2 separate regions of the Homo sapiens genome follow, and region 1 is linked to region 2. A link is an interaction called in ENCODE POLR2A ChIA-PET data of the cell type or tissue named here. Cell type or tissue: A673. All regions are shown on one strand.

Region 1 (2,500 bases), 98 kb after region 2:
TCAAAACAATAAAAGTCATATATGACAAACCCACAACCAACATCATACTGAATGGGGAAAGATGAAAGTTTTTCCTCTACAATCTGTAGCAAGACAAGGATGTCTACTTCCACCACTTTTATTCAACTGGAAATGCTAATCAAAGCAATTGGCCAGAGAAAGAAATAAAGGGCATCCAACTTGGACAGAAGGAAGTCAAACTGTCCCTAAAATTAGGCTGGGTGTTGTGCTTCACACCTGTTAATCCTAGCACTTTGGGTGGCCAAGGCGGGTGGACTGCTTGAGCCCAGGAGTTCTAGACCAGCCTGGGCAACATGGCAACACCTTGTCTCTACAAAGAATACAAAAATCAGCTGGGCACGGTGGTGCATGCCTACAGTCCCAGCTACTCGGGAGACTGAGATGGAAGGACTGCTTGAGCCTGGTTCCATCTAAAAAAAAAAAAAAAAAAAAAAAAAAAGCCCTAAAATCTCCACTAGAAAACTCAGAACTAATAAGTGAATTCAATAAACTTGCAGGATACAAAATCAACATAAAAATCAGTAGTGTGTCTATATACCAACAATAAAATAGCAGAAAAAGAAATCAAGAAGGCAATCTCATTTACGATAGCCACAAATTAATGCCCTAAGAATAAATTCTTAGGAGAAATTTATCTTTTATGAAGGAGGTAAAAGATCTCCATGAGGAAAAATAAAAAACACTGATGTAAGAAAGAGTATAGGGAAAAAATGGAAAGATATACCATGTTCATGGATTGGACGAATATTGTGAAAATGACCATACTACCAAAAGTGATCTACAGATTCAATGCAATCCCTACCAAAATACCAACGGTATTCTTCACAGAAATAGAAAAAAAATCCTAAAATTCATATGGAACCACAAAAGACCCCAGATAGCCAAAACAATCCTGGACAAAAAGGAATCACACTACTAGACTTCAAAATATAAGACAAAGCTATAGTAACCATAACTGCATGCTACTGGCATAAAAAACAGACCCATAGACCAATGGAACAGAATAGAGAACCCAGAAAGAAATCCATATATTTATAGCCAACTGTTTTTTGACAAAGGAACCAAGAATATTCACTGGGGATAGGGACAGTCTCTTCAATAAATGCTGCTCGGAAAACTTGATATCCATTATTCAGAAAAATAAAACTAGACCCCTTAGCTCTCACCATATACAAAAATCAACCCAAAATGGATTAAAGACTTAACTGTAAGACCCAAAACTATAAAACTACTAGAAGAAAACGTAGCAGAAATGCTTCAGGACATTGGTCTGGGCAAAAAGTTTATGGAGACCTCAAAAGTACAGGCAACAAAAGCAAAAGCAAAAACAGGATTATATTAAACTAAAAAGCTTCTACACAACAAAGGACACGATGAAATGAGTGAAGAGACAGTCTGCAGAATGGGAGAAAATATTTACAAACTATTCATCTGACAAGGGATTAATAGCCAGAATATACAAGAAAGAAAAAACTCAACAGCAAAAAAACACAAATAATCTATTTAAAAATGGGCAAATGAGCTGAATAGATCTCTCTCAAAAGAAGACATACAAATGGCTAACAGGTGTTTTGGAATAATGGGCCTCTACACAGGCCTTGAAGCCAAACTGCTGTAGACGGTTCTCACTGCCGCTTCCATTTATGAGAAACTGATGGTTGCTATCTTCACAGTTATGCGGCTGAAGAGTACAAGCAAGCACTGAGATGTCTTATAGTAAAAAGTTCAGAAGATGCTCAAGGTGGAGGATTTTCTTCTAAGCGAAGAGAAGTAATTTTCCTATTACTCTGGCTCCTTCCACCACAAATGTCATCCTTATTGGTTTGAAAAGCATCTAAAAGTAAACAGGAAGTATAGCAGGCTAGCCCCGTTGCCAATTTAATTTTTACGATCCATGGTTAGATTTTGTGGTGAAGGTTGAACTAATATGTAAAGAAGGCCGGGCGCGGTGGCTCATGCCTGTAATCCCAGCATTTTGGGAGGCCGAGGTGGGCAGATCACAAGGTCAGGAGATTGATACCATCCTGGCTAACACGGTGAAACCCCATCTCTCCTAAAAATACAAAAAATTAGCCGGGCATGGTGGTGGGCGCCTGTAGTCCCAGCTACTCGGGAGGCTGAGGAAGGAGAATGGTGTGAACCTGGGAGGTGGAGATTGCAGTGAGCAGAGATCGCGCCACTGCACTCCAGCCTGGGCGACAGAGCAAGATTCTATCTCAAAAAAAAAAAAAAAAAGAAAGAAAGAAAGAAAAGAAAAGAAAACATTATTGAAAACCCTTGGCCGGGAGCAGTGGCTCACGCCTGTAATCCCAGCACTTTGGTAGGCCAAGGCGAGCAGATCACGAAGTCAGGAGATCAAGACCGTCCTGGCTAACATGGTGAAACCCCATCTCCACTAAAAATACAAAAAATTAGCTGGGCGTGGTGGCGGGCACCCGTAGTCCCAGCTACTTGGGAGGCTGAGGCAAGAGAAGAGTGT
Region 2 (2,500 bases):
CCTCGTATGTAAAATGGGAGTAATAATCGTACCTACTGGACAGAGCCGGTGCCTGAAGGAGGGCTGGGCCCATGGCTGTTAGAAACACATTTCCCTCCTGTGAGATCTCCAGGCCAGGAGAGGCATTTTCTCCCATTTTCATGTTGTCACTTACCCAGGGGGTGGTCTCTCCATTGCAGAGCTGAGATTTAAATGCGGAAATGTCTGGTGCAGATGCACTCAGGTCTCACCACCAGGAATGCTGCCTCTTTGGGCCTGTCTCCCAGGGAGTTAAGTCCCACTGTTACGTGTTCATGCCCAGGGCTGAGAGCCAAGGGGAGCCTGGCTCATCCCCTTTCTGGATTTTATCATCTCTCTGGTCCCATGGGCACCTGAGGCTGGAATTTTTTCAACTCTGATATCCTCCAGCCTGGACCAGGAGAAGCAGGACAACTGAGAATAGGGACAGGGTAGGGGAGCTGGGAAGAGGTGGTGGCCGTGGGCCTGGAGGCAGCAGTGAGACTCTAAAAGGCTTGAAGTCTTTTTCCAAAGAGATGCTGCTTTGCCTCAGGGTTTGCATGGGACTTCCACTGGATGGGCACACAGGAAAACTGAGTTCTCATCTCAGCATTGCCCCTTTCTTTTACTTTTTTTTTTTTTTTTTTTTTGAGACGGAGTCTTGCTTTGTCACCCTGTTACCTAGGCTGGAGTGCAATGGCATGATATCGGCTCACTGCAACCTCCGCCTCCTGGGTTCAAGCTATTCTTGTGCCTCAGCCTCCTGAGTAGCTGGGATTACAGCTGCCCGCCACCATGCCCAGCTAATTTTTGTATTTTTAGTAGAGATGGGGTTTCACCATGTTGGCCAGACTGGTCTCGAATTCCTGACCTCAGGTGATCCACTTGCCTTGGCTTCCCAATGTGCTGAGATTACAGGTGTGAGCCATTGCGCCCGGCCAGTGCTGCCCCTTTCTAGCCAGCTGAGCTTGCACCTGTCAGTCCTCCCCGAGCCTCAGTTTCCTTATCTGTGAAATGGGGATGAGAATACCTGCATCGTCAAGGATTACAAGATGCTGTGTATGTAGAGTGCCTGGTGAATACCTCTAGTTATTAAGACAGTCTCGGGGCAGCAGTGGGGATGTCATGTGAGGGGCACAGAGTGTGAGCAGAACTGGGGAGTCCTGCCAAGGTGGGAGTTGGGGCCTCTAAGGTTTCTGTCCCAGAGAGGGAGCACCTTGAGGGTGGGGCTGGGAACCTCAGCTTCAGGACTCCTCCAGGTCAGGAAGGGCCAGAGGGAGGCCAGGGAGGGGCCCTGGGGGTTCTCAGAGAAGAGTGGCGAGCTGGAGTGTTCACCCCAACTCAGGCAGGTGAGAGGGGGGCGACAGGTGGGTGGCCGCAGTGTGTTGCCGGCCAAACGATTACCCCAAGGCCCCACTCCACAGCCTCATTTGTCCCTCATTGCAAACTTCTGAGCTAGGCATTTCTCCATTTGTTTATTTACTTATTTTATTTTATTTATTTATTTATTTTGAGACAGTCTCACTCTGTCACCCAGGCTGGAGTGCAATGGCATGGTCTCGGCTCACTGCAACCTCCGCCTCCCGGGTTCAAGCTATTCTCCCGCCTCAGCCTCTCAAGTAGCTGAGACTACAGGTGCGTGCCACCACACCTGGCTAATTTTTGTATTTTTAGTAGAGATGGGGTTCCACTATGTTGGCCAGGCTGGTCTCGAACTCCTGACCTCGGGTGATCCACCTGCCTCGGCCTCCCAAAGTGCTGGGATTACAGGCGTGAGCTACCAAGCCCAGCCTTTTTTTTTTTTTTTTTTGAGACAGAATCTCACTCTGTCTCCCAGGCTGGAGTGTGCAGTGGCACAATCTTGGTTCACTGCAACCTCCGCCTCCTGGGTTCAACGATTCTTCTGCCTCAACCTCCCAAGTAGCTGAGTAGCTGGGATTACAGGCACGTGGCACTGCACCTGGCTAATTTTTGTATTTTTAGCAGAGATGGGGGTTTCACAATGTTGGCCAGGCTGGTCTCGAACTCCTGACCTCAGGCGATCCACCTGTCTCAGCCTCCCAATGTGCTGGGATTACAGGTGTGAGCCACTGGGCCCAGCCTGAAATTCCTTATTTTATCTTAAAAAAATCATACAAGTTTGCATCCTTCTCTTTAATGTGTGGGGATTTCCCTCCCCTTTCCTAAAACATCTTCCTCTCAGTCTTCTACCTGAGTGGATGTTCCGAGAAGATACACCCGGGTTATGTCCTGAGGCTGTGGACATCTCATGCCCCACGGTGACCTCCAGGCCCTTCAAGCCCCAGGCCCTGGGCCACCTGGTCTGGCTGGGGAGAAGTTCAGGGATGGCTGAGGTTGATGGTTGAGGGCCTGCCAGCTGTCATGGCCTGGGGCTGGCCCCATCTCTGCTCTGAACTCTGCTGCCTCTCCCTCTCATCTTGGCTCCCAGATGTTTGTCCATCCGGCTCCAAGTGTCCCGCTAGGAGTTCTCAGGACACCTCAC

The links. Peaks named below come from ENCODE experiments on the same cell type or tissue, not always from the same donor. Only the 100,000 strongest peaks of a DNase experiment are listed, where the experiment ranks them.
Region 1: POLR2A ChIA-PET joins it to region 2 with 5 read pairs; 3 of 35 experiments call an interaction of 5 or more read pairs at or near these places.

What each region holds. Positions count from the first base shown.
Region 1 is chr11:47,297,546-47,300,045 of GRCh38, reverse strand. All of the region lies in intron 24 of MADD (MAP kinase activating death domain), which reads right to left. Among named protein-coding and RNA genes, the nearest start is that of MADD-AS1, 27 kb to the right of the region's middle. In A673, no CTCF peak of the experiment used is centred here; no DNase peak of the experiment used is centred here.
Region 2 is chr11:47,396,005-47,398,504 of GRCh38, reverse strand. All of the region lies in intron 2 of SLC39A13-AS1 (SLC39A13 antisense RNA 1), which reads left to right. Among named protein-coding and RNA genes, the nearest start is that of MIR4487, 3.7 kb to the left of the region's middle. In A673, no CTCF peak of the experiment used is centred here; no DNase peak of the experiment used is centred here; H3K27ac peaks cover 298 bases.